2 separate regions of the Homo sapiens genome follow, and region 2 is linked to region 1. A link is a loop called in an ENCODE intact Hi-C map of the cell type or tissue named here. Cell type or tissue: OCI-LY7. All regions are shown on one strand. Links, peaks and the distances in the headings refer to the core of each region. The heading gives the core; the rest is flanking DNA. Region 1 holds the start of TRA-TGC4-1 (tRNA-Ala (anticodon TGC) 4-1). Region 2 overlaps LOC105370050 (a long non-coding RNA gene).

The links. Peaks named below come from ENCODE experiments on the same cell type or tissue, not always from the same donor. Only the 100,000 strongest peaks of a DNase experiment are listed, where the experiment ranks them.
Region 2: a loop joins it to region 1, with 10 times the contacts of the local background. A loop is called at or near these places in 2 of 110 quality-filtered maps.

What each region holds. Positions count from the first base shown.
Region 1 is chr12:124,935,228-124,949,896 of GRCh38, reverse strand. TRA-TGC4-1 (tRNA-Ala (anticodon TGC) 4-1) reads right to left here and starts at 9,931; the gene lies at 9,860-9,931. DHX37 (DEAH-box helicase 37) reads left to right here. Exons shown (of 27, transcript NM_032656.4): 26 at 1,716-1,813; 27 at 2,010-3,071. The coding sequence ends at 2,095. TRD-GTC2-10 (tRNA-Asp (anticodon GTC) 2-10) reads left to right here and starts at 10,179; the gene lies at 10,179-10,250. It also overlaps the pseudogene RPL22P19. RefSeq lists enhancers at 6,427-6,928, 10,397-10,636, 10,917-11,186, 10,675-11,874 and a silencer at 10,137-10,216. In OCI-LY7, for the core only: CTCF peaks have their summits at 8,896 and 9,103; DNase peaks (open chromatin) are centred at 9,106 and 9,916; H3K4me3 peaks cover 1,660 bases; H3K27ac peaks cover 1,645 bases.
Region 2 is chr12:124,876,996-124,891,664 of GRCh38, reverse strand. It overlaps LOC105370050 (a long non-coding RNA gene), which reads right to left. Exons shown (of 3, transcript XR_945488.3): 3 at 14,088-14,175. Among named protein-coding and RNA genes, the nearest start is that of SCARB1, 20 kb to the right of the region's middle. RefSeq lists enhancers at 3,544-3,653, 6,948-6,997, 6,399-7,086 and a cis regulatory region at 4,096-4,545. In OCI-LY7, for the core only: a CTCF peak has its summit at 6,903 (motif pointing left); DNase peaks (open chromatin) are centred at 6,674, 7,404 and 7,974; H3K4me3 peaks cover 2,250 bases; H3K27ac peaks cover 2,500 bases.

The DNA.
Region 1 (14,669 bases), core at 7,607-10,106:
ACAGGGAGGCTTAAAACATCAGAAGTCTGTGCTCAGGTCTGAAGGCTCTGCAGAGCCACGGTCTGTGCAGCGGCTCTCGGGGAGGGTCCGTCTTGCCTCTGTCGGCCTCCTGGGCTTGTGGCCACATCACTCCAGTCTCTGCCTCCATCTTCACGTGGCCATCTCTCTGTGTGTCTTTAGTCTCCCTCCCTGTGTTCTCCTTATAAGGACACCAGTCATTGTATTCAGGGCCCACCCTACTCCAGGATGACCTCTCCTTAACTCATGACATTTGCAGTGACCCTCTTTCCATATAAGGTCACACGCTGATGTTCTGGGTGGACATGAATATGGGATAGGGGAGACACTGGGCAGCTCCCACAGAGCCGCCAGGTGTCAGTGGGAGGCATCCTGCCCTCCTGGCCCTGGGGACTTCCTCCCAGCTAAGCAGACCCCTGCCCCATCCCGCCCACCACCTCTGCTTCAGGGCTCACCCTTGCCCTCTGCCTCCTGCTTCTGCTCTCCTCCTGCCTGTGGTCCAGACCCACAGACACCTCCCCCTTCCTGGGGCTGGTGGGGCCTATGGTGCAGGGGCTTGGGGCACTGGAGGCAGGCCTGAAGGTGCAGGCAGGTGCCAGGGACTCGAGATGGGGCGTGGGGCACAGCACCCGCTGCTGGGCTGTCAGGAGCCGTGTCAGTCACTCAGCTCACGTTTTCCAGTGTGGCCCTGTCCCAGGCATGTTCTCGGGGCTGGGATACAGACACGATCTCTGTCCCACAGCAGCGTTGCTCGGCCCCAGAGGGACAGAGCAGGACATGAGTGAGGCCTCGGTGGGCAGGGGGTGGAGTGCGACTGGGCTGGTCGGGGAGAGCCTCACTGGGCAGATTCAAAGGAGCCAGGGCTGCAGCTGGGCACAAATCTGGAGGAAGGTTCTAGATGAGACAAGTTGCATGCACAGAGCAGCCTTGGTGGGCAAGGAATGTGGACCAGAGGCAGCCAGGGTGGATGGGAGGAGGTGGGATCTAGAGCCTTCTGTCCCGGGATGATTAGGGGAAGGGGACCCTTTGCCTTCTCTTTTATTTTATTATTATTATTTATTTTTTAGAAGGCCTGTCTAGAGAATTATGTTTTTTTGCTTTTGAGTTTTGTTTGTTTGCTTGTTTGTTTGAGACAGAGTTTTGTTCTTGTTGCCCAGGCTGGAGTGCAATGGCGTGATCTTGGCTCACTGCAGCCTCTGCCTCCTGGGTTCAAGTGATTCTCCTGCCTCAGCCTCCTGAGTAGCTGGGATTACAGGTGACCGCCACCATGCCCGGCAAATATTTTTGGATTTTTAGTAGAGCTAGGGTTTCACCATGTTAGCCAGGCTGGTCTCGAACTCCTGGCCTCAGGTGATCCACCTGCCTCAGCTTCCCAAAGTGCTGGGATTACAGGCGTGAGCCACCACGCTCAGCCAGTTTGTTTGTTTTTGAGACAAGTTCTTGCCCTGTTGCCCAGGCTGGAGTGCAGTGGTGCAGTCATGGTTCACTGCAGCCTCCAACTCCCAGGCTCAAGGGATCCTCCTACTTCAGCCCCCTGAGTAACTGGGGCTACAGGTGCATGTCACCATGCCCAGCCAGCTCTTCACCCTCCTGGGTGGGGCTGGTGGGGTGGTGATGCCTGCCCTGCTTTCGGGCCCCCAGCAGCAGCCGGTCTGTGCCCTGGCTGCCTGCCACCAACGTGCATTCCTGCCCCACAGGCTGCAGCCCCGTACGGAGAGCCTTCTGCGAGCCCTGGTTGCAGAGAAGGCTGACTGCCATGAAGCCTTGCTGGCTGCTTGGAAGAAAAACCCCAAATGTGAGTTTGACCAGGGCCAGGGGGTGGGAGTAGACAGGATGGGGTCACTGAGGCAGGGGCTTTGTGCTTTGTGCACGGTCAGCCCTGGCTTGGCAGAAGGATCTGGCCCCACGGCTGCTGGCCAGCTTTTTGCCACCTGAGGAGAGTCCCTGGGCCCAGGGTCACCCTGACACTGTCCTCCTTCCCTCCCCTGCAGACCTGCTGGCTGAGTACTGTGAGTGGCTTCCACAGGCCATGCACCCCGATATCGAGAAAGCCTGGCCCCCCACCACTGTCCACTGACCAGAAACCTGGCTGCAGGGCCGAGGACTGGTTTGGGGACTGGAGGGCTGGCAGCAGCCTGTCACCGTGCGACCGTGACCACCTGGCATGGGCTTCGTGGCCTGCTCTCAGGAAGTGGGTCAAGCCCTGGGAACCCTCATCCATGAGAGCTCGATCCCGTATGAAGGGTGCTGCCGCCCGTGCCATCTGGCCCGGGGGTGACTTTTTGAACTGTTTATTATATGGTGGATGATGATTTCATCTCACGTGCTGGACGCTGTTCTGTTCAGTGTGCTCTTTGGACTACATTAGTCCCCTGTGGAGCAGCAGGGCTGGAGATCTCTGCAGTCCCTTCCCCGCCCGCCCTGCCAGAAGGCCGAGGAGGCACGTGGAGGGCCTCCTTCCTGCAATTCTTCCCTCTCCAGAGTCAGGGAGGGCTGCCCAGCCCTGGCCTCACAGCCGTCCCAGATGTTAGGTGAGCCACTGAGCTCTGTGTTGACCTTGAGGGGCCTGGCTGGGGGCCCCCAGGCTCCATGCCTTCTTGGGAGGGTGGCCGCCAACGCCTTTCCTGTGTTATGGCAACAGGGAGTGGGCATCTCATCTGCCTGTGGTCAGCTCTCAGACGGCAGGGAGCGGAGCTGACGTTGGCTGTGCTTGGTCACCGCTGCCATGCCGCAGAGGATGCGCCTAGCTGGGCTGGGGCCACACGACTATTATGTTGGCCTTGAACGGGGACTGCAGAGCCCTCAGTTTGTCTCCCTTGTTCCTCTGTGGCTGAGGTGGGAGGGGGAGGGTGGGGTAGGTCCCCCAGCAAGAAAGAGGGACAGGAGCACCCCAGGCAGGACCAAGGAGTCGGGAGGCCCCTGCCTTCTGTCCTCCATGGTGAGGGCACAGATGTCTCCCCAGAGCCCAGCGCTGGCAGAATGGATTCTGCTCCTGGCTTTGCTTCTGCGGCTTCGGTGGAGACAGTTATGGAATAAAATGTTCCTTGCACCCAGATTGTGTTGTGGAATGCACTTGGGGAAGGACACCCAGGTGGCCAGTGTGCTGTCCCGGGACGTGGCCTGGTGGCCGACCTGCCTTCCCAGCACTGCTGTCTGCTTTAAGGAGGCCTCTCCTCACTGGGTTTACTTACCTCCCTGGCTGCTCTCAAAGCCCAAGCAGCAACCTCTCCCCACCTGCCCCAGAGCCGAGATGGCAGCCCGGCCCTTCTCACTCTATGTTCCTCCCCAGGAGCCCAAGGCAGGGCCATGAGCCAGGGCAGCCTGCAGACACGTTTCGCTTGACCCGCCCGGTGATTGAGGAGGACTTGAACTCCTCACTAACATGTAGAATTGGGCTATTTCCCACTCGAAAGTACTGACCTCCAGCTTTCCTAAAATCCCACCGCACATGGGCTAGCAATTCTGAGATGAAAGCGGAAGCTGTCATTCCCACCAGTGTCTCAGGCGCCAGGGCAGCCTCCTCAGGGACGTCCCTGCCTCCTCATTGCACTCCACAACCACAGCAGAGCATCCACAGTTGTAATTAGGCAATTCTTCTTAAAAAATGTTATGTAATTAGCACACCATAAAATTCCCCATTTTAAGGTATACAGTTGCTTTTAGTGTATCACAGTTGTGCAACCGTTACCATGACCTGATTCCAGAGCATTTTTATAGCTCTAAAAAGATACCCTGTACCCATCAGCAGTCTGCCCCTATTTCTCCCAGTTCCCCAGCTCCAAGCCCCACGAATCCACTTTCTGTCTCTGGATTTGCCCGTTCTGGACATTTATCTCTTTTGCTGCTTTTGTTTGTTTGAGACGGAGTCTCGCTCTGTTACCAGGCTGGACTGCAGTGGCGCAATCTCGGCTCACTGCAACCTCTGCCTCCCAGGTTCAAGCGATTCTTCTGCTTCAGCCTCCCGAGTAGCCGGGACTATAGGCACATGCCACCACACCCAGCTAATTTTTGTATTTTTAGTAGAGACGGGGTTTCACCATGTTGGCCAGGATGGTCTCGAGCTCTTGACCTCGTGATCCACCTGCCTCCGCCTCCCAAAGTGCCGGGATTACAGGTGTGAGCCACCGCGCCTGGTTTGTTGCTTGTTTTTTCAAGAGGATCTTATTCTGTCATTCAGGCTGGAGTGCAGTGGTGCGATCCTAGTTCACTGCAGCCTCCATCTCCTGGGTTCAAGTGATCCTCCTACCTCCCAAATAGCTGGGACTACAGGCACACTCCACCATATTGGGCTAAAATTTTTAGTAGCGACAGCTCTTGCTATGTTGCCCAGGCTGGTCTTGAGCTCCTGAAGTACTTCATTCCTTCCTATGGCTGGATAATACCCCATTGTATGGATAGACCACATTTTTATTTGTTTCCGTCTTTTGGCTATTGTGAATAGAGCTGCTGTGAACATTGATGTACAGGTTTTTGTTTGTGTGGATGTATATTTTCCATTCTCTTGGGTATATACCTAAGAGTAAAAAAAAAAAAAAACCAAGAGCACCATTGCCTGGCCAATGTCATTTAGCTTTTCTTTTTTTTTTTTTTTGAGACAAAGTCTCAAAAAAAAAAAACTTTCATCCAATTTGAATTAATTTCTGCATATATGGTGTGGTCAGGTGGTCAACATTCTTTTGCATGTGGTTCTCAGTCCCATCGCCATTTGTCAAAGAGGCAGTTCTTTCCCCCCGAATGGTCTTGCGACCCTAAAAGACCCTCCCTACTGTCTCTAAAAGAGACATTATCTGTCACCCAGGCTGGAGTGCAGTGGCACAATCATAGTTCACTGCAACCTCGACCACCCAGGATCAAGCAATCCTCCCACCTCAACCTCCTGAGGAGCTGGGACTACAGGCGCACACCATCACACCAAGCTAATTTCAAAATTTGTGGTAGAAAGGGTTTCACTATATTGCCCAGGCTGGTCTTTTTTGGAGATGAAGTCTCAACTCTCACCCAGCTGGAGTGCAGTGGCACTATCTCAGCTCCCGGGTTCAAGTGATTTTCCTGCCTCAGCCTCCTCAGTAGCTGGGGCTACTGGCGCCCACCACCATGCCCAGCTAATTTTTGGTAGAGACAGGGTTTCACCATGTTGCCCAGGGTGGTCTCGAACTCCTGAGCTCAGGCAATACAGCTGCCTCAGCCTTCCAAAGTGCTAGGATTACAGGTGTGAGCCATTGTGTCCAGTCCCTGGATGGTCTTGAACTCCGTGGCTCAAGCAATCCTCCTGCATTGGCCTCCCAAAGTGCGGGAATTGCAGGCGTGAGCCACTGCACCTGGCCTGGCCCGTCCTTTTTATCAGCTGCAGAACATTTCACACTAGGTAGCGCTACCATTGTTTTTAAAATCAGTCCCAGCAATGGGTACTTCCTAACCTTGCTATAATGAGCAAAGATGTGTTGAGCATCTTTATAGACAAGTCATTTCATACCTGGGTGTATATCCACAAGACAAATGCCAAGAAGTGGGATTGCCAGGTCAAGAGACTTGGGGATTCTTCCCTTTGAAAAATGGTTAGGTGGCCGAGCGTGGTGGCTTACACCTGCAATCCCAGCATTTTGGGAGGCCAAGGTGGGTGGATCATTTTAGGGCACAAGTTTGAGGCCAGCCTGACCAACATGGTGAAACCCCATCTCTACTAAAAATACAAAAATTAGCCAGGCGTGGTGGTGGCTGCCTGTAATCCCAGCTACTCAGGAGGCTGAGGCAGATCCAGCCTGGCGACAGAGCGAGATTCCATCTCAAAAAAAAAAAAAGAAAGAAATGGATGAACCCTTCCGCAGGCAAGCACTGCCTTTTTCTTGCTTTCCTGGATGACAAGAGTGAAACTCCATCTCAAAAAAAAGATAAAAGAGAAATGGTTAGGTTGTCCTCTGTGAAAATCGTGTCCCAGATCAGATCACGTCACCAGCCTGCTTTATTTTTTGTTCGTTTTCTTTTTCTTTTTCTTTTTTTTTTTGAGACAGAGTTTCGCTCTTGGTGTCCAAGCAGGAGTGCAATGATGTGATCTCAGCTCACTGCAACCTCCACCTCCCAGGTTTAAGTGATTCTCCTGCCTCAGCCTCTCGAGTATCTAGGATTATAGGTGAGCGCCACCACACCCAGCTAATTTTTTGTATTTTTAGTAGAAACAGGGTTTCACCATGTTAGCCAGGCTTGTCTCGAACTCCTGACCTCAGGTGATATGCCCGCCTGGGCCTCCTAAAGTGCTGGGATTACAGGCGTGAACTACCACGCCCGGCCACTGCCCTGCTTTAAAGCCCTATGAAGAGTCCCCATTACCCAAGGGATCAAGGCCAACTCAAACGTGGCCTCTGAGACTGGACCTGCACGGACACTCCACTCACACCACACCCAAGGGCCAACCTGCTCTCCTTCCACCTTCCCCGAAGCAGCCCTGTTGGCCTCCGCAGGTGCCGTTCCCTCTCCTGTGGTGCTCTGAGCCTAACTCCTGCTCCCTCTGGTTTCTCATCTTCAGAGGCAAGCCCCTCTAGACGCCTCCCTAGGGAGGGTGGCCTGCCTGCCACCCACTCTGGACAGCAAGCCCAGTGACAGCAGATCTTCTGTCTTGCTTACCATCCTGGGTCCCCAAAACATGGTAGGGCAAATGTTAAAAAGTAAATTGCAGTGAATATTTGTAAGAACACTGGAAAAAGCTTCCAAATTAAACAAGGCCAGGCATGGTGGCTCATGCCTATAATCCCAGCACTTTGGGAGGCCAAGCCAGGCAGATCGCTTGAAGCCAGGAGTTCAGGACCAGCCTGGCCAACATGGTGAAACCCCGTCTCTACTAAAAATACAAAAATTAGCCAGTGTGGTGGCAGGCGCCCGTAATCCCAGCTACTTGGGAGGCTGAGGCAGAAGAATCACTTGAACCCGGAAGACAGATGTTGCAGCGAGCCAAGATCGTGCCACTGCACTCCAGCCTGGGCGACAGAGTGAGACCCTGTCTCTCTCAAAAAACAAAGCAAAACAAACAAAAACAAAGTTAAACAAACTTCCCAGAAACTATAAAGGAAAGGGGAGACATTTTACCTTATCGAAATCTTACATTGACATGGTAAATTGTATAAACAAAGTTAGAAGATGAAAGAATAGATGAAAAATACTGCAAAACATGATAAACAGCGTCATACTATTGGATGAGCTATTGCAATTTGGTGAGAAAAACACAACGGGCAAAGGCCATGAAAAAATTAGTTGCTACATCTAGGCCGGGCGTGGTGGTTCATGCATGCCTGTAATCCCAGCACTTTGGGAGGCCGAGGCTGGCAGATCACGAGGTCAGACAAGATCAGGAGTTCGAGACCAGCCTGGCCAACATGGTGAAACCCCGTCTCTACTAAAAATGCAAAAATTAGCCAGGCGTGGTGGCAAGCGCCTGTAATCCCAGCTACTCGGGAGGCTGAGGCAGGAGAATCACTTGAAACCAGAAGGCAGAGGTTGCAGTGAGCCGAGATTGTGCCACTGCACTCCAGCCTGGGCAACAAGAGCTAAACTCTCTCTCAAAAAAACAAACAAACAAAAAAAAACTGCATCTAAGGTCGAGTGCAGTGGCTCACACCTATAATCCCAGCACTTTGGGAGGCCGAGGCAAATAAATCACCTGAGGCCAGGAGTTCGAGACCAACCTGGCCAACATGGCCAAACACCGTCTTGAATGAAAAAATACAAAAATTAGCCAGGCATGGTGGCGCGCACCGGTAATACCAGCTACTCGAGGGCCTGAGGAATGAGAATCATTTGAACCCAGGAAGTGGAGGTTGTGGAGATTTGAGATCAACCACTGCACTCCAGCCTGGATGACAGAGTGAGATTCCCATCTGGAAAAAAAAACACAAAAACCTGCATCTGCATGGCTGGTAGATACCTGAAAACATGCACACCCTAGAAAGTAGGCAGGAAAAAAGCAGAGAAATAATTCAGTTCTACTTCCTACCCAACAGATTGGAAAAATTAATAATCATGGCCATACCCAGTGCTGAGAATATAAGGAAAAGAGCACCTTCATACATTGTTATTGAATATGTAAGTTGCCACAGCCTTTAGAAAAAAATCCAGCAATATTTATTGTTTTTATTTATTTTTTTTTTCTGAGACAGAGTCTTGCTCTGTTGCCCAGGCTGGAGTGTAGTGGTGCAATCTCTGCTCACTGCAACCTCTGCCTCCTGGGTTCAAGTGATTCTCCTGCCTCAGCCTCCTGAGTAGCTGAGACTACAAGTGTGTGCCACCACACCCAGCTAATTTTTTATATTTTTAGTAGAGATGAAGTTTCACCATGTTGGCCAGGCTGGTCTCAAACTCCTGACCTCAGGTGATCTGCCCACCTCGCCCTTCCAAAGGGCTGGGATTACAAGTGTGAGCCACCATGCCTGGCCCAAAATCTAGCAATATTTAAAATAAACCAGGCATGGTGTTTATGCGTGTAATCCCAGCACTTTGGAAGGCTGAGGTGAGAGGATCACTTGAGGCCAGATGTTCGAGACCAGCCTGGACAACATAGCGAGACCCCTGTCTCTACAAAAAAAAAAAAAAGAAAAATATTTGCTGGAGGTGGTGAAGTATACCTGTAGTCTCAGCTTTTGGGGAGGCTGGGAGGTCTCTTGAGCCAAGGATTTCGAGGCTGCAGTGAGCTATGATCGCACCACTGCATTCCAGCCTGGGCGACAGAGAAGTACGTTTGTAAAAGTATCCATGCCCTTTGACCCTGCATTGCTCCCTGTGGACATCTGCCCCATCGAGGTACCGGCGCCAGAAGGCAAGGAAAACGCATGCACCAGATCACTGACTACAAGACTTCAGTGAGAGGAAACAAAATTACCCGAATCCCTAGGAGGAATGGTAATAAAGCGTGCTACCCCTCCGTTAGGAAATACTATGCAACCACGTCCAGCATTTGTCCTGAACTCCATCAGGCTCGCACTTCCTCTGCAGCACCCCTGGAGGAAGTCTCCAGCAGCTTCCTGGGCGGTGGCTGCACCTCCTTCCCGATCTCCCCACGTCCACCCACGCCCAGGGTGTGTTCTCCGCATGGCAGCCAGAGGGAGCCTTTTCAAACCTGAATCTGGTCGCGTTCCCCTGCGTCAGGCCTTCCAGTGTCTTCGAAGATAAAGTTCATCCTCATTCACTAAGCTCCAGGGCATGGCTTTCTTCCTGCCCCTTCAACACTGAGCGCCCTTCCTCCAGCCTCAGGGCCTTGGCACCTGCCGTTTCCTTCGCTGGAAGCACTGTTTCTGCAGAGGTCTCCCCTGGCAGCTAATCTAAAGCAACCCCCACTCCTGCACCCCTGAGTTTCCATCTCATCGCTATTATTGTCTTCATAAAACGTATCGCTACTTGCTTATTGTTAAGTCTCCAGGACTGGACTATAAAGTCCAAAAAGGCTGAGAAAGCTTGCCTGGCCTGTCTTATCCAGGGATACCAGGGGACGTACACTTTACCCGGCACACAGTAGGTGCTCAGTGCATGCACGGAACCTGACATGAGGCCCTCAGGAGTTAATGAATGGTCAGTTGCAGAACCTTTCTAAGGAATCCATGTTTTTCTATCTGCTTGATGAAACAAATAACTGGGAGTATTCGTTTCAAATGGCAGATTCCCGGCCCCGTCACTGACCTACTGAACGCGAATCTCCGGTGGAGGGGCCCAGGGCATTTGTGATTAGGGGCAGGGAAATGTGCTGGCGCAGCCCCTTCCAAGGGAGCTTTCTTCGCAGGCAGGTTGTTGAGGGTTGCCTGGGTCCTCTTCCAAGCTTTTGTAACCACGTGACTGTAATTTGCCCGAAAAAGGCGGAAAAGTCTGGAGATGCCGGGGATTGAACCCGGGGCCTCATACGTGCAAAGCATGCGCTCTACCACTGAGCTACATCCCCTACCCCTTGTGTTGGTCTTTTCTGGGGATGGTGATACAGGAAGTGCCCTTCGCTCTGCTAGTTCAGGTGCCTTAGCTTCGGAACGTGCAGTGCCTCCAGCCACTCAAAGGGGCCTCTACCCGCCTTGGATAAGCCCAGCAGCCAGGGTGCCCGGCGCGGAGCCTGGATGGCCCGGAAAGGTTAGGAACGATAGCGAGAGAATGGTATGGACATAAGAAGGGAGCTGCAGGGAACACAGTACGGCTTGTCCTCGTTAGTATAGTGGTGAGTATCCCCGCCTGTCACGCGGGAGACCGGGGTTCGATTCCCCGACGGGGAGGCCGGGTACTTTCGTATTTTTAAATACAGAGGGGAGACTTTGTTGGCGATGCTTTTCGGTGTTCCAAAATATACAGAGTAGGTATAAGAGGATGTGCACATCGCAGGTGTGCCTGCAACACTGAATTAGGGCCCTTACGAGGGTTCCTTCCCCTCCAAGGAGAGTTCGAGGGAAGAAAAAACAGGGTGCTCGGCAGTGAGCATAATAGGTTCATTTTTATGTCAAAAAATTATAGATATGCACACAAATGTGTGAGTATATTAATGTTTCTGATTGGCATCACGGTAACAACAGCAGCAGGAGCAGCAGCCAACAATATACAGTTCTTAACGTGCGGGGGCGGTATTGGTAAGCGCTTTAGTGTTCACGCATTACATCCTCAAGGATCCTACCAACGAGCCGTTTTCTCCACATCAAACTGATGAAATACAGGCTCAGACAGAGGCTCCGTGGCCCGCCCGCGGTCACATCAGTCACGATCAACTGTAGACATAGGGGGCCTTTGGGGAGAAGGACTCGGGTGGTGGGTGGGAGGAGTGACTTTTTGACTTTCCATTTCTGTACCTTTCTGGACTTTTGGAATTCTATTTTTTTCTCCCTTCTTTTCTTTCCTTTCCTCTCTTATTCGATTTTTATCAAAATGATACGTCTAATTTTTAAAAGTCAGATACAACTGAAGAATATTTATTCCTTATGCATGAGGTCCCTATTGCTGTGTTTTGACTTCATTGGCTGCAGCCAGACCTCACAATTTAAACTAAAACCCGATTAGCTAACAGTTCAAAAATTTTTTAAATAGGTAAAAGCAGTGAGGAACATAGGAAAAAAGGATGTTCCTTACGAAAGGACTTAGAAAAGTAATAATATTCCTAAATAAGGAAGAGTGTAGGCTGCAAGCTGGGACATGCCTGGGCACGTCCAGCACGAATATTTTGACAAAGGTACAAGGACATAGAATGTACTACGTGCCTGTGAGCATGTTTAGCACAGATACCGAAGTCAGAGTGTGCTTATTCTGTTACATTTGCTACCTAAGGCTTAACAGAGAGTTATTACTATAAAATAAGAAATTTGAAGAAAGTTAGTTCTGAGAAAAGATATTAATAACATTTATGATTTAAAGGGGAAGCTTTGAAGAGGAACTTTTGCTTTCTACATTTCCTTCCCTTTTAATTTTTATAATTTTTCCTTTTTAAACTGTTTTAGCATGTTTTGGCTTAATTGTTCTACTTGAGCTTTTAAGAGGAGAAATCTCTTAGAATAAGGTGGAGGAGAGTTAAGATAGGTTTTAGTAGTTTTGGTAAGAACTGTCGTTATTAATTTTGTCATTAGCTTCCAGAGGCATGGTATAACATCCGAGAAGGAGAAGTGTACCTATTACGGTAGTAATAGAAGTGAGAATTGAGGTTATAGTTTCCTTCCGTTGACCAAACCATCGTCCTAGCCAATTTGAAATAGGGTTATTAATTCTAGAATTTCTAGTAAGCTCTTTAGATAAAGCAGTGAGACCTTGTAAGGTTCTGGTTATACTTCTGTTAGGAGTCGTGTTATTTGGGATGAAGGTTGTACACAACATTGGGTTTTAATTATAACACAAACACCACCTTTCTCGGCTAATACTACATTTAAAGCCATTTTATTTTCCTAAGCCATTTTAGTAGTGGATCCTAACTGTTCTGCTATTCCTTTAATAGCATCTTTAAGTATAGTTAATAAATTGTTGTTGATAGTAATAAATATTGTTTATCCAATTTACATTCTTATTAATTGTTATTTGTGGGAGAAGGGATTTGAACCTCACAGCTCTCTGATTTCTAGCTTTGAATTTATCTGATATACCTCGTGGAACGTCAGTTGTATCTAAATAAACATGGGGGTCAAAGGACCTACGAGAGGCTTCTCTTGTTTTACGATGTCATGTTTTTTTGTTTGTTTGTTTTTCTGGTTGATGAAATGCCAGGGTAAAAGGGATAGCTAACTGAACTAGAGCACAAGTACCGCTCCAATTATTTGGCAAAGTGTCCAGTAAAGGTTCTCCAAAATACCACCATACACCCACTCGGGGATGAATAAGGGCTGACTGATGGGTCAGCTCTTGGAAGTGCCTGACCTCACTGCATTCTGTTAAGTTTCTTTCTTTCTTTCTTTCTTTTTTTTTTTCCTCTTTTTGAGAGGGAGTCTAGCACTGTCGCCCAGTCTGGAGTGCAGTGGCGCGATCTCAGCTCACTACAAGCTCCACCTCCCAGGTTCACGCCATTCTCCTGGCTCAGCCTCCCTAGTAGCTGGGACTACAGGCGCCCGCCACCACGCCCGGCTAATTTTTTTGTATTTTTAGTAGAGCCGGGGTTTCACCGTGTTAGCCAGGATGGTCTCGATCTCGTGACCTCGTGATGCGCCTGCCTCGGCCTCCCAAAGTGCTGGGATTACAGGCGTGAGTCACCGCGCCCGGCCGTTTCCTTGACTTTTAAAAGAAAAATTAGGTTGGTGTCCTGGAACATGGACAATGGCTATTTCTTCCGGTAATTGAAGATTATTAAGAACATGAACAACTAGTGTTTCATGAGCAAGTTCCTTACCTTTACTGTTAAATAGTTCTCGCTCAGCCTAAATTTTTCCAAATGTATGAGATACTCTGAAAGCATATTTAGAGTCAGTATAGATAGTTCCTACCTGGTTCTGTAAATATTTTAGGGCCTAAGTGCGAATAACTTGCAAGCTTGAGCAGACCAATTATTTGGTAATCTTCCTGATTTTACTTTTTTTAAGGTCTCTTTATCAATTACAGCATATCCATTATGTTGTGTCCTTTCAATCATTTAGGAGGAGCCAGGGTGGTCTCAAACTCCTGAGCTCAAGCAATCCCCGCGCCTTAGCCTCCCAAAGTGTTACGATTACAGGTGTGAGCCACCTCACCCAGCCTAATATCTTTATTATAGAAATAATTTTTTAAATCACTAAGAAAAATTCAAAAATATCAATAGATCACAATCAACAGGCAATGAATTTACAGAAGAGGAAAAATGATTCATTAATAAAACTTACAGAAAAGCTTGGCTCTTAGAAGTATTTAAATAAATGGAAGTAAAACACAAGTTACTACTTTCAACCCATGATGTTGTGAAAGTTGTCAGAATCAAAATGAAGTCATGGATGTTAAGTAAGTAAATAAATAAATAAATAAACCCTGACAAATAGAACCAGGGAAGGCCATGAAGAGAGGGTTCCCGTGCTTGCAGGCCTGATAAAAGACTCTAGAAAAACCACAACCTTGCACAAACGCCTTCGCGACCTTACACAAAAAAGACTACTGCAAGGACATCCGCCAAGCAGCTGCCTGTCCAGCCTCAGACTACGGTCACCTCTGTTATTGATCTTTGCAGCCAACCATAATTATGTCAGAACAATTATGTAATCCTCCTCCTTTTTTTCCTGTAAAAACATTTGTCTTCCTGCCGGGCGCGGTGTCTCACGCCTGTAATCCCAGCACTATAGGAGGCCGAGGCGGGAGGATCACGAGGTCAGGAGTTCGAGACCAGCCTGGCCAACATGGTGAAGCCCCGTCTCAACTAAACATACAAACATTAGCTGGGCATGGTGGCGGGCGCCTGTAGTCCCAGCTACTAGGGAGGCTGAGGCAGGAGAATTGCTTGAACCCAGGAGGCGGAGGTTACAGTGAGCCAAGATTGCACCACTGCACTACCAGCCTGGGTGACAGGGAGAGACTCCATCTCAAAACAAACAAACAAACAAATGTTGCCTTCTTTCTGCCTCCGCTACCGCCATGGCGCCCATGAAAAAGCTTGTGGTAAAGGAGGGCTAAAAAAAAGGAAGCAGGTTCCAAAGTTCACTCTTGATCGCACCCACCCCGTAGAAGATGGAATCATGGATGCTGCCAACTTTGAGCAGTTTTTCCAAGAAAGGATCAAAATGAACGGAAAAGCTGGGAACTTTGGTGGAGGGGTAGTGACCATCGAAGGGAGCAAGAGCAAGACCAGCGTGACATCCAAGCTGCCCTTTTCCAACAGGTATTTGAAATATCTCACCAAAAAATATCTGAAGAAGAATAATCTACATGATTGGTTGCGCGTAGTTGCTAACAGCAAACAGAGTTACGAATTACGTTACTTCCAAATTAACCAGGACGAAGAGGAGGAAAACGAGGATTAAATTTCATTTATCGGCCGGGCGCGGTGGCTCACGCCTGTAATCCCAGCACTTTGGGAGGCCGAAGCAGGTGGATCACGAGGTCAGAAGTTCGAGATCAGTCTGGCCAACATGGTGAAAACCCTGTCTCTACTAAAGATACAAAAAATTAGCCGGGTGTAGTGGCGTGCGCTTGTAATCCCAGCTACTCGGGAGGCTGAAGCAGGAGAATTGCTTGAACCTGGGAGGCGGATGTTCCACCGAGCCGAGATCACG
Region 2 (14,669 bases), core at 5,902-8,401, 57 kb after region 1:
GCCCAGCCACGCTTCTTGGCCCTCCTTTCATGAAGGTTTATGAAGGCTCTGTCTTGAAATTTTTTTTTTTTTTTTGAGATGGAGTTTCGCTCTTTGTTGCCCAGGCTGGAGTGCGATGGCGTGATCTTGGCTCACTGCAACCTCTGCCTACCGGCTTCAAGTGATTCTCCTGCCTCAGCCTCCCAGGTAGCTGGGATTACAGGCATGCACCACCACGCCTGGCTAATTTTGTATTTTTAGTGGAGGTGGGGTTTCTCCATATTGGTCAGGCTGGTCTTGAACTCCTGACCTCAGGTGATCCGCCCGCCTCAGCCTCCCAAAGTGCTGGGATTACAGGTGTGAGCCACTGCGGCCAGCTTTGTCTTGATTTGAGAGGTTATTTCTTTTTGTTGTTGTTATTCTTTTGATAGAGGGTCTTGCTCTGTCGCCCAGGCTGGATTGCAGTGGTGTGATCATAGCTCGCTGCAACCTCTACCTCCTGGGCTCAAGTGATCCTCCCACCTCAGCCTCCTGAGTAGCTGGGACTACAGGCATGCATCACCACACCCGGCTTATTTTTGTATTTTGTATTTTTTGTAGAGAAGGGGTCTCACTGTGTTGCCCAGGCTGGTCTCAAACTCCTGGGCTCAAGTGATCCTCCCGCCTCGACCTCCCAAAATGCTGGGATTACAGGCATGCACCACCATAACCTGGCCCCAAAGAGGTTATTTTTTAAAGGAGAAAGCCATTTTCTCTGAACAGCATCAACGTCTGTTCTGTGGGAATACAAGAGTTCTTGTTTTGTTCCACTTAATAAGAATGCAGTTCCTCTTGTCAGCTCGATGCTGGGAAAAACTCTAATTTCAGTTCTTTATTTTTCAGAAATTCCAAAGAACATGGAAAGGAGACCACAGGAAGAATCCAGAACTGCTGCCCATCATAAAATTTTTCCATCTGCAATTTGTGTCTACAGTGTGCCAGTTATTGATGAGGGTGAGGCTGAAGGTGGGACAGTGTGGGGGAGATTTTTTAATTGCTCCCCAATTACCATATTCCTCTTTTCTTTTCTTTTTTCTTTTTGAGACAGAGTCTCGCTCTGTAGACCAGGCTAGAGTGCAGCGGCGCAATCTCGGCTCACTGCAACCTCCGCCTCCCGGGTTCAAGCAATTCTCTGCCTCAGCCTCCCGAGTAGCTGGGATTACAGGCGCCTGCCACCATGCCCAGCTAATTTTTGTATTTTTAGTAGAGACGGGGTTTCACCATCTTGGCCAGGCTCGTCTCGAACTCCTGACCTTGTGATCCACCCGCCTCGGCCTCCCAAAGTGCTGGGATTACAGGCGTCATGCCCGGCCCACATTCCTCTTTTCTTTTTAGTTTTAGAGTCCCTAAAATTCCAGATGGGCATATGTCACCCAGCCAGAGGTGATGTTTTCCAGCTTCCACTGAAGCTAGGTGTGACCTCGAGACTATGTTCTCGCCTATAAGATACAGGTGGATGATGTGACGGGAACACTTCCAGGCCAGATGGTTAGAAGGGAAGCTGGTTGTCCACCTCTATTTCCCACTCCCTTTGAGCTGGAACGTGGACAGGGTTCGAGAAGCCAGCTCTGTCCCTGGGGATGGTGGAGCAGCAGGAGGTGGGGTCCCTGGGTCCCTGGGTGACCACGTGGAGCCGAATCTCCTGCCTTCTTGGACTAGCAGCCATCTCTGCGATGTTAAGGGAGAGAGGAATACGTTTCTAATTTGTTAGAGTCACTGTATTTTGAGGTCTCTTAGCAGCTTAACGTATACCCTAACACAGGTGGCTTTCACCTTTTTATACAACTTTGTTTTTTTTTTTTTTGAGACAGAGTCTTGCTCTGTCACCCAGGCTGGAGTGTAGTGGTGTGATCTCGGCTCACTGCAACCTCCACCTCCCAGGTTCAAGTGATTCTCCTGTCTCAGCCTCCCAAGTAGCTGGGACTACAGGTGCCCGCCACCATGCCCAGCTAATTTTTGTATTTAGTAGAGACAGGGTTTCGCCATGTTGGCCAGGCTGGTCTCGAACTCTTGACCTCAGGTGATTTGCCCGCCTTGGCCTCTTGAAGTGCTGGGATTACAGGCATGAGCCACCATGCCCGGCCGATTTTTACTTTTTTAAACAGTGGTTTGCACTGAAATAGAAGTTCTTTGAGAATAGGAACTGTGCCTTTTTGTCTCCCATGATATCCCAGCCCCTGCCAGACAGTAGTAGGCAGTGAGAATGGTTCTTGGACATTAGCTTGCCTTAGGATTGGCTGGGGCATGGATTAGTTGAAAATGCAGCTTTCTCAGGGGCTCATCCCAAATCTGTGGAATCAATCTTTGGACCCGACTTTATAAATCTAACTTTATTTATTTATTTATTTGAGATGGAATCTCGCTGTGTCGCCAGGCTGGAGTGCAGTGGTGCTTGGAGTGGAGTGCGACGTCGACTCACTACAACCTTGATCTCTTGACCTCGTGATCCACTCGCCTCGGCCTCCCAAAGTGCTGGGATTACAGGCGTGAGCCACCGCGCCTGGCCCTTTTTATACAACTTTGATTTTTACTTTTTTTTTTTTTTTTTGAGACTGAGTCTTGCTCTGTTGCCCAGGCTGCAGTGCAGAGGCACAATCTCGGCTCACCGCAACCTCTGCCTCCCGAGTTCAAGTGATTCTCCTGTCTCAGCTTCCAAGTAGCTGGGATTACAGGTGTGCACCACCACACCCGGCTAATTTTTGTATTTTTAGTAGAGACGGGGTTTCGCCACGTTGGCCAGGATGGTCTCGATCTCTTGACCTCATGATCTGCTCACCTCGGCCTCCCAAAATGCTAGGATTACAGGCGTGAGCCAGCACGCCCAGCCACTTTACTTCTAATGAAAGAAAAGGTCTTGTTTACAATAGCAACTGTACTGATGAAATATTTAACAGCAAACTTCCCAAGAAATGTGGAGGATACAAACATAAAAAGCTTTAAAAAAATTCTACTATTGTTGTAATATAAAAAGAGACTTGCATTCATGGGAAGACAATCTTTGTTCTTTGAGAGGAAGAATCAGCTTTGGAAAGATGCCAAGAGCTTGCTAAATTTAACTAGAAATCCATACAATCCCAGTTAAAATACTAACACAAAATTTTGGGAGATTTGAGAAAATGGTGCCAAAGTTCATCAAAGGATGTGAATGAAGGAAAATTGCCAGGAAAATTCTAGAAATAAAAAATAACGAGGGGGCCAGGCACTGTGGCTCCTGCCAGTAATCCCAGCACTTTGGCAGGCTGAGGTGGGAGGATTGCTTCAGGCCAGGAATTCAAGGCCAGCCTGGTAAACACAGCAAAATCCCATCTCAACAAAAATTTTTTAAAACTCAGAGCAGGCATGATAGCTCACACCTGTAATCTCAGCGCTTTGGGAGGCCAAGGTAGGTAGATCACTTGAGGCCAGGAGTTTGAGACCAGCCTGGCCAACATGGTGAAACCCTGTCTCTAAGAATACAAAGAAATATTAGCCGGTGTGGTAGCAGGCACCTGTAATCCCAGCTACTTGGGAGATTGAGGCACGAGGATTGCTTGAACCCAGGAGGCGGAGGTTGCAGTGAACAGAGATCGCTCCACTGCACTCTAGCCTGGGTGACAGAGCGAGACTCTGTCTTAAAAAAAAAAAAATCAGCCAGGCATGGTGGCATGCACCTGTAGTCCCGTCCTAGCTACTCCGAAGGCTGAAGTGAGAGGATCGCTTGAGCCCAGGATGTAGAGGCTGCAGTGAGCTATGATCGCACCATTGCACTCCAGCCTGGGTGGCAGAGCGAGGCCCCATCTCTAAAAAAAATTATATATATATATATACACACACACACACACATACTATATATATATATATTTCAATTTTTTACTTGGTTTTATTTATTTATTTATTTTGAGACAGAGTCTCGCTCTGTTGCCCAGGCTGGAGTGCAGTGGCATGATCTCAGCTCACTGTAATCTCTGCCTCCTGGGTTCAAGCTATTCCCGAGTACATGTGTCACTAAACCCAGCTAATTTTTGTATTTTTAGTAGAGACAGGGTTTTGCTATGTTGGCCAGGCTGATGTTGAACTCCTGGCCTCAAGTGATCTGCCTGCCTTGGCCTCCCAAAGTGTTGGGATTACAGGCGTGAGCTACTGCGCATGGCCTATTTTATTACTAGTTATTGTTGTTAATCTCTGACTGTGCCTGAATTATAAATTAAATTTTATCATGGGGAAAAACAGTCTATACCGGGTTCAGTGCTATCTCAGGTCTCAGGCATCCGCTAGGGATCCTGGAGCTTATCCCCCGAAGATAAGGAAGGGCCCCCGCTGCTCCGCTGGAATTCAAAATAACCCTCCCACTGCGCAGTGAGGTGGGTAAAAGCCAGTCTGACGGTCTGACAGTGCTTTGATGATCTTGTACTCTCTACTCTTTGCTTTTGCAGAACATTAATTACCAAATGTTTTCCAAACTTTGCAAGAGGAGTACAGGTGTCGGGGGTGAGGGAGGGCCTTGTTTTCATCTAATAGACCTTTCTGTTCTTTCTGTTTCACTTGGATTTTGTGAAGCTCAGACTCCAGCATCTGACAACTCAGGTTCAAATTCGGGCCTGGTTACTCCCCCGCTGTGTCCCTGTGTGACCTTGAACAAGTTACTTTATTTCTCTATGCCTCAGTTTCCTCATCTGAAAAGTAGACATAATATTGGTTTTGACTCCAGAGGTGAATGTGGGATTCAATGAGCTAAAATGTAAAACAGTTAGAACACTGCCGTGCATGAAGTTCAGTCTTAATGAATATCAGCTATTATTATGATCAATATCTGCCATGGGGCCGGGTGCAGTGGCACATACCTATAATCCCTGCACTTTGGGAGGCTGAGGTGGGAGGATGACTTGAGCCCAGGAGTTGGAGACCAGCCTGGGCAACATAGGGAGACCCTGTCTCTACAAGTAATAATAAAAAAATAGGCCAGGCACGGTGGCTCACGCCTATAATCCCAGCGCTTTGGGAGGCCGAGGCGGGTGGATCACCTGAGGTGGGGAGTTTGAGACCAGCCTGGCCAACATGGTGAAACCCCATCTCTACTAAAAATACCAAAAATTAGCTGGGTGTAGTGGTGTGTACCTGTAATCCCAGCTACTCAGGAGGCCGAGACAGCAGAATCACTTGAACCCAGGAGGCAGAGGTTGCAGTGAGCTGAGATCGCGCCATTGCACTCCAGCCTGGGCGACAGAGCAAGACTCCATCTCAAAAAAAAAAAAAAAAAAAAAAATGCTGGGCACGATGTGCATCCCTGTGGTCCCAGCTACTCGGGAGGCTGAGGCGGGAGGATTGCTGGAGCCCAGGAGGTCAAGGCTGCAGTCAGCTGCGATTGTGCCACCGCACTCCAGCCTGGGTGACAGAGCCAGACCCTGTCTCAAAAGAAAAATAAAATCTGTCATGGGTTGAATTGTGTTCCCCAAAAAGATATGCTGAAGCCCCATCCTCTGACGCCTCAGAATGTGACTTCATTTGGAAGTAGGGTCATTGCAGATGAGTTAAGGTGACATCCTGCTGGAGTAGGTTGGGCCCCTAATCCAACAGTACTGGTGTCCTTGTAAGAGCAGAGCCATCTTGTCAACACAGATGTACAGGGAAAGATGGTGTCATGATGGCCCCATGACTGCAGAGGCATCTGTAAGCCAAGGAGCTCCAAGGATTGCCAGCCAGCCCCTTGGAAGCTGGAAGAGGTGAGGAAGGAGCCTCGGAGCCTTCAGAGGGAGTGTGGCCCTGCAGACATCCCCATCTCAGACTTCCAGCCTCCAGAACTTCCAGAGAGTAAACTTTCTGTTTATTCATATATTTGTATTTTTTTGAGATAGGGTCTCACTCTGTCACCCAGGCTGGAATGCACTGGCACAATCTCGGCTCACTGCAGCCTCAACTTCCCTGGGTTCAGATAATCCTCCCACCTCAGCCTCCCAAGTAGCTGGGAGTACAGCCAGGCACCACCACACCCAGGTAATTTTTGTATTTTTTTGTAGAGACAAGGTTTCGCCATGTTGCCCAGGCTGCTCTCGAACTCCTGGACTCAAGTGATCCTTCTGCCTCGGCCTCCCCAAGACCTGGGATTGCAGGTATGAGCCACTGCGCCCAGCTTTCTGTTGCTTTAAGCGGCCCGGTTTGTGGTGCTTTGCATGGCAACCCTAGCAAACTAACACTATGTCTATTCACAATTATTTGATAAAACAAAAACAATTCTTGAAAGCATCTCTTTCTCCCTTCCTTCCTGTGCCTGGGGGTGGGTGGGGAGTCTGTGTTGAGCACCTCAGCTGAGACCAGGCAATTGCAGTGGCCTGCGAAGGTGTTTGGACTTTGTCCTGCAGACCGTGAGAGGCCCCTGGAGATTCTACACTGGGGAATGACAATTTCCTAGGTGTTTTAGGAAGCTCAGCCTGCCTGCCGGTGGAGGGGGAAGGGAGGAGGGGAGAGGGTTCCGGCCAGTTAGGGGATTGGAGCTGTCATCCAGGCAGGAGATGGTGTGATCTGGATCAGCAGTTCTCAAAGTGTGGTCCCCAGACCAGCAGCACCAGCGTGTTCAGGAAACTTGCTGAAAATGCAGTTATCAGGCCCACCCAGACCTACTGAATCAGGCACTCCAGGGGCGGGGCCAGCCATCTGGGTTTCACTAAACCTCCAGGTGGTTCTGCTGTTTGCTCAAGCGCAAGAATGCTCGCTGGGCTAAAGGAAGAGGGTGGAGAGGGTACGTAAGTCCCTTGGGCCTGCGGGACAACGTGCCACCAACTGGGTGGCTCAGAACAACAGAAATGCATTTCTTACCTTTCTGGAGGGCAGAAATCAGAAACGAAGGCATCAGCAGAGCCCTCTGAAGCCTGGGGTGGGGAGAAGCCTTCTTTGCCTCCTTCGACCTCTGGTGGCTGCCAGCAGCCCTCGGCATTTCTTGGCTTGCAGATACAGCACTGCAATCTCTGCCTCAATGGCACATGACATTTTGTATGTGCCTCTGTGACAAGATGTCCTTCTTCTCCTTCTTTTTTGTTTTTTTTTTTTTTTGAGGTGCAGTTTCGCTCTTGTTGCCCAGGCTGGAGTGCAGTGGCACGATCTTGGCTCACTGCAACCTCCGCCTCCCGGGTTCTAATGGATTCTCCTGCCTCAGCCTCCTGAGCAGCTGGGATTACAGGTGCCCACCACCACGCCCAGCTAATTTGTTGTATTTTTAGTAGAGGCGGGGTTTCACCACGTTGGGCAGGCTGGTCTCGAACTCCTGATCTCAGGTGATCCGCCCACCTCGGCCTCTCAAAGTGCTGGGATTATAGGCGTGAGCTACCGCGCCCGGCCGGATGTCCCTCTTCTCATAAGGACCCCTGTCCTATTGGATTAGGGCCCGCCAGAATCCCTCAGGCCCTCCTCTTGATTTAATTGCATTTGCATCTGCAAAGACCCTATTTCCAAATAGGGCTGCAATCACAGGGACCAGGGGCCTAGGACTTGGACATATCATTTTTTGGAGGGACACAATTCTACCCACCTCAGATGGGGAGAATGAAAGGAAGCAACAAACAGCAAAACAAGAGAAATGTTAGTGATTAGATGTGGGAGTGGAAGTAGGATGAAAACAGAAAGAACTCAAATGCCCTGCCGTTGTTACATGAATAACAAAGCTGGGGTAACCGCGGTGTCCTTTTTCCCTTTTTCTCAAAGAGGGACATCCTCAGGCTAGTATTTCAGAAACTTTATCCTAAGTTCTTGGGACTCATAAACACATTGCTGAAACAAACTCCGTCTCACCTGACGACCTCTCTCTCTCCCCCATGGGGCAGGGCTGGGGAAGAAGGAGCGAGCAAGGCCCCTGTCCACCTCACGGAGCCAGGGCCCAATTGCGTTGACTCTTGCTGAGGGCGACACTTTAGAGCCAAGTTCGAGTTGAAGTTCAAGGGCCCAGGATCTGGAGGCATCTGAAGCTGCTCCAGCTCTCAGCTGCCTCAAGGGAAAAGATAGTCTCAGAGATAGTCTAGCACCTGTCTTGGTGAGGAGCCAGGCAGCACATAAGTGTGGGAGCTCCTGCCTCTGACACCAGACATGGCTGAAAGCATTTGTCCTTCTGGAAGATTCCACTTCACCCATCACTCCAGAGTGAGTCAGAAGCCCCTGGAGGGTTTGTGAAAATGCAGATTCCTGGGCCTTACTCCCCAGTGTCTGAGTCACAGGTCTGGGGTGAGAACTCAGAATCTGCTTTCCTTCTTTCCTTCCTTCCTTGCTTCCTTCCTTCCTTTTCTTTCCCTCTTTCTTTCTTTCTTTTTTCTTTCTTTCTTTCTCTTTCTTTCTTTTCTTTCTTTCCTTCCTTTCTCTTTCTTTCTTCTTTCCTTCCTTCCTTTCTCTTTCTTTCTTTCTTTCCTTCCTTCCTTCCTTCCTTTCCTTCCTTCCTCCTTCCTCCCTCCCTCCCTTCCTTTCACTCAGAATCAATTTTCCTTTCTTTGACTCAGAATCTGCCTTCCTTCCTTCCTCTTTCTTTCTTAGACAGGCTCTTGCTTTGTTGCTCAGGCTGGAGTGCAGTGGTGTGAACATGGCTCACTGCAGCCTCGACCTCCCAGGCTCAAGAGATCCTTCCACCGGCCCGATGTCCCTCTTCTTATAAGGACCCCTGTCCTATTGGATTAGGCCCCGCCCGAATCCCGCAGGCCCTCCTGTTGATTTAATTGCATCTGCAAAGACCCTATTTCCAAATAAGGCTGCAATCACAGGGACCAGGGGCCTAGGACTTGGACATATCATTTTTTGGAGGGACACAATTCTACCCAGTTACCTGAGTAGCTGGGGCTAGAAGCACTTGCCACCGTGCCTGGCTAATTAAAAAAAAATTTTTTTGCAGAGATGGGATCTCACTATGTTGTCCAGGCTGGCCTCGAACTCCTGGGCTCAAGTTATCTTCCAGCCTTGGCCTCCCAAAGTGCTGGGATTACAGGTGTGAGCCACCACACCCAGCCTGAGAACCTGCATTTCTATCACATTTCCAGGTGGCCTGGTGCTGCTGCTGCTCTGGAGAACACCTGGAGGAGAACAAAGGCCCATGATGAACGGTTCTCAGCCTAGTGTGCATATGAGAATCACACAGGGAGTTTCAACACACACCAACCCCTGTGCCCGACCCAGACCCTGGGAAACCGCTGAGGGCGGGGTACAAGCGCTGGCCCCCAGGGAGTTCTAATCACTGGCCAAAGTCGGGGTGCACAGCCCAACTCCTTCTCACCCGTCAATGCCACTTCAGATACCACTTCTTCAGCAAGCCTTTCCTGACTTCCTCCAATGGGGTTAGGTCCCTCATTCATGCATTCATTCATTCATTCCACAAACCATCATGCCCCTTGTATGCACCGGGCCCTGTGCTGGTGCTGGGGATTCAGCACCCTCGTGGTGTTTCTCTACAGAAACATGGAGGAAACAAGTGGTGAAAAATCAGGACAGATGATGCCAGGGTGTGATGAATATAGAACAGGACGACGACATAAAGAGCATTCGTTAATTAGAGACAGGGTATCACTCTGTTGGCCAGACTGGAGTGCAGTGGTACAATCGTGGTTCACTGCAGCCTTGAACTCCCAGGCTGAAGCAATCCTCCCGCCTCAGCCTCCGGAGCAGCTGGAACTACAGACACACCTATCACGCCCAGTTAATCTTTTCTTTCTTTTTTTTTTTTTTGAGACAGAGTCCCACTCTGTCGCCCAGGCTGGAGTGCAGTGGTGCAACCTCGGCTCACTGCAACCTCTGCCTCCCGTGTTCAGGTGATTCTCTTGCCTCAGCCTCCCGAGTAGCTGGGATTACAGGTGCACACCGCACCTGGCTAATTTCTGTATTTTTAGGAGAGATGGGGTTTCACCATATTGGCCAGGAGGGTCTCGAACTCCTGAACTTAAGTGATCGGCCCACCTCAGCCTCCTAAAGTGCTGGGATTACAGGTGTGAGCCACTGTGCCAGAGAAGAGGGTTACTTTAGATGGGCTGGTTGAGGAAGGCCTCTTTGAGGAGGTGATGTTGGAGCTGCCCCTCAAAAAAGCCTCCGTGGAGCCCTTTTAAACAAGAGGAGCATTTGAAGCGGGGCTCAGAGCCTGTGCTGAGGTCCTGCGGTGGGCACAGGCTGACCCCATAAGAAGAACCTGAAGGAAGCCAGGGTGGCTGCATCCCAGAGAGCGGAGAGGGAGGCAGAGGAGGGCAGCCCGGGGAGGACCTGGAGTTTATGCAACAGGAAACCAACAGAGTTCAAGCAGGAAGTAACACAATCCCACTCGCTTTGAAAAAGGTCCACTCTGTGCCCCTGGAATGCGCCCTCACCGAGGTGGATTCCTCTCCCTGAAAGCGTTTTTCTCAGGTGTCACGGCAGACTCATTGGTGTGAGAAGAATCTCTTTGTCCCACTGGTGTGTGATCTTTATGAGAAGGTGATTAACGTGCCCCCTTGCCCATAGGAAGTGCTCAGTCGGCACAGTCTGACAGAGCTGGGTGTGGTGGCGGGTGCCTGTTGTCTCAGCTACTAGGGAGGATCACCTGAGCCCAGGAGTTTGAGGCTGCAGTGAGCTGTGATCACCCCACTGCGCTCCAGCCTGGGTGACAGAGCAAAACCTTGCTCTGAAAAGAAGTTTGACAAATGACCCTGTGAGTGTGTATCCAGTGGTCCTCCTTGGCACTGCCCATCCCTGCCCAAACAGGAGCCTCAGCTACCACCAGATGTGTCCAGAAAGATATTTCTGCCCATTGTTTTCCAAAGGATATTTTTGTTTTTGTTTTTGTTTTGTCTTTTTTTTTTTTTTTTTTTTTTTTTGAGGCTGAGTCTTGCTCTGTCTCCCAGGCTGGAGTGCAGTGGTGTGATCTCGGCTCACTGGGTTCAAGTGATTCTCCTGCCTCAGCCTCCGAAGTAGCTGGGATTACAGGTGCCCACCACCATGCCTGGCTAATTTTTGTATTTTAATTAGAGATGGGTTTCACCATGTTGTCCAGGCTGGTCTCGAACTCCTGACCTCAAGTGATCCACCTGCCTCGGCCTCCCAAAGTGCTAGGATTACAGGCATGAACCACCACGCCTGGCCCCCTCCACCTTTTTTTTTTTTTTGAGACAGAGTTTCACGCTGCTACCCAGGCTGGGCGGCAGTGGCGTGATCATGACTCATTGCAGCCTTAACCTCCGGGGCTCAAGCGATCCTCCTGAGTCAGCCTCTGGAGTAGCTGGGACTACAGATGCGTTTGCCACCACACCTAGCTAATTTTTGTATTTTGTAGAGATGGGGTTTCGCCAAGTGGCCCAAGCTGGTCTTGAACTCCTGAGCTCAAGCAATCCTCCTGCCTCGGCCTCCCAGTGTTGGGATTACAGGCGTGAGCTACTGCGCCCAGCCCAAAGAATATTTTTGGAACCAGCTTCTCTGTGGGCTCCAGCCATCCCTGGCAGACGCCTCGGCCTGCAGCCTAAGAACAGTTCCCCCTCAGGAAAGAAACTGACAGCTTTGTGGTTCTGCGTTGAAGGGTAAGGGCATCTCCTAAGCTCCAGTGTTCTTGGTACCCACGCTGGTTTCAGGGAGGCACCTCCTGCCTCGCTCCATGGCAGCTGGCCTCTCTGATGCTGTGGACGGTATCCCTGGGCCTCAGTGGGCCCTGGGCAGAGCGGGTGGGTGTTGGAGACAAGGGGCCAGTGGCAAGAGCTGCAGTTTTCTGGGCAGGAAGGAAAATGTTGGTCCAGTAGGAAAACAGGCAAAACAGATGGGGACTAGCTGGACATGGAGCTGTTTGGTTATGCTGAAGCATGAAACTTCGGCTTTCATTTTAAAAGCCTGTGTTTGGCAGGGCATGGTGGCTCATGCTTGTAATCCCAGCATTTTGGGTGGCCGAGGTAGGCGGATCACGAGGTCAGGTGTTTGAGACCAGCCTGGCCAACATGGTGAAACCCCGTCTCTACTAATAATACAAAAGTTAGCCAGATATGGTGGCGGGCGCCTGTAATCCAAGCTACTTGGGAGACTGAGGCAGGAGAATCGCTTGAACCCGGGGGGTGGAGGTTGCAGTGAGCAAGATTGCGCCATTGCGCTCCAGCCTGGTGACAGAGTGAGACTCCGTCTCAAAAAAAAAAAAAAAAAAGAGCCTGTGTTCTTCAGGCCCATGCACGGTGAGAGGTCAGGTGGTTCTCTTGAGTTAGAAAGTGAACCTCAAAAACTCATCTCCGATTCCAACATAGCAGAGCCCTTAAACACTGGGCCCGGGAGCAAAAGCCCAAAGAAAAGGGGAGAAGGCTGGGTGCAGTGGCTCATGCCTGTAATCCCAGCACTTTGGGAGGACGAGGCAGGTGGATCCCTTCAGCCAAGGAATTTGAAACCAGCCTGGGCAACACAGTGAGACCCTCATCTCTACAAAAAAAATACAAAAACTAGCCAGGCATGGTGGCAGGTGCCTGTAGTCCCAGCTATTCTGGAGGCTGGTGTGGGAGGATTGCCTGAGCCCAGGAGTTTGAGGCTGCAGTGAGCCAAGTTTGCGCCACTGCACTCCAGCCTGGGCGACAGAGAGACCCTGTCTCAAAAAAAAAAAATTTAAAAAATTTAAAAAAAGGGAGGCGAGAAATTCGGACTGTGGACCTTTTGTTCGCTTTTACATACTTTCTTGAAAGCTGCTGCCACGATTGTGATGCTCTCACATTCCACGGTTCAGTTCCTCCGACGCACAACGTTCACTCCTACCTCAGGGCCTTTGCGTGTGCCGTGCCCTCCGCCTGGAATGCTCTCTCTGGGTCTTCCCATGGTTGGCTCTTCATTCAGTTCTCTGTTAGATGTCACCTTTCCAGAGAGCCCACACCCTCCCTCGCTCTCTCTCAAACCGCTGGGTTTTGTTTCTTGCCAGTATTGAACATTATCTGAAGCTGTTTTGATGCCTTATTCCTGGACTTGCTTTGGTGTCTGTCTGCAGCCTCTGGAGTGCACCTCTAGGAAAGAAACCCCTTTTCATGAGCTGTAGTGCCCAGTCCTGGTGCACTGAGGGCACTCCGTGAATACTCACTGAAGGACAAAGTCAATAAAACTGTTGATTGTGGCTGCTGGCTACTTGCCAGCCGGGTTTATATCTGTAGCCATTGAGACTGCTTTTGGCTGAAAGTCCTAGAAAGCACCCAAGAGGTTTAACAATAAAGATATTTATTATTTCCATATAAGGGGAAGTCCTGAGATAGGGCAGCTTTGGGGTTCTCGATTTCATTTTTTTTTTTTTTTTTTTGAGATGGGGTCTCACTCTGTCGCCCAGGCTGCAGTGCAATGGCGTGATCTTGGCTCATGGCAACCTCCACCTCCCAGGTTCAAGCGATTCTCCTGTCTCAGCCTCCCGAGTAACTGGGATTACACGTATGTGCCACCATGCCCGGCTAATTTTTGTATTTTTAGTAGAGACGGGGTTTAGCCATGTTGGCTAGACTGGTCTCGAACTCCTGACCTTGGGTGATCCACCTGCCTTGACCTCCCAAAGTGCTAAGATTACAGGTGTGAGACACTGTGCCCAGGCTTTTTATTTTTAAAATAGAGGCAGGGTCTCACTATATTGGCCAGACTGGACTTGAACTACTGGCCTCAAGCAATATTTCCACCTTGGCCTCCCAAAGTGCTGGGATTACATGCATGAGCCACGGGGCCTGGCGTTCTCAATTTCTTTTTAAATTTTATTTATTTATATTTTTATTTTAAAAATACAGACAGGGTCTTACTATGTTGGCTAGGTTGGTCTTGAGCTACTGGCCTCAAGCAATCCTTCCGCCTCGGCCTCCCAAAGCGCTGGGATTACCTGCGTGAGCCACTGCGCCCAGCTGGCTCTCAGTTTCAATGTCAAGGGGATCCCTGAAAAGCCAGGTTCTCTGCATCTCTCTGCTCTGGCATTTTCTGCAGGGCACAGTGGCTGCCTCTGTCTGGGCATCTCATCCAACAGGACACATGCAGGAAGCATCTCTTCCTTGGTCCATTTTTATCAGCAATGAAACCTTTGCAAGAATTCCCCCAGCTCACCCCCTCTCGTGTTTTTCACCAGCATGTGCTCACATGTCCACCCCTAAGCCAATCGTAGTGAGAGGAACTGTATTACCAAGATGGCTGAGAATAATCAGGATTTCTTCCAGATGGGAAAATGAGGTCCCCCTCTTTGAGCATCTGTGACTGCCGGGAAGCAGATAGACCCTCTGCCTTCAAGAAAGAAGGGGTGAGAAAGCATGAATTTCAGAAAGGCACCAATGGTATCTATCATCACACTTGTTTAATTTCATCCTCACAAAAACTCTCTGAGGTATTACTTGTCCCCATCAGCATGTATCTTGTATTTGACCTCTGAGTGGATCATCTTTTTAATTTTTAAAATTTTTGTGGGTACACGGTAGGTGTATCTATTTATGGGATACATGTTTTGATATGGGCAAGCAAAGTGTAATAATCATGTCATGGAGAATGGGGTGTTCATCCCCTCAAGCATTCATCCTTTGTGTTACAAACAATCCAATTCTACTCTTTTTTTTTTTTGAGATGGAGTTTTGCTCTTGTTGCCCAGGCTGGAGTGCAATGGTACGATCTCAGCTCACTGCAACCTCCGCCGCTCAGATTCAAGTGATTCTCCTGCCTCAGCCTCCTGAGTAGCTGGGAAAACAGGCGCCCACCACCATGCCTAGCTAATTTTTGTATTTTTA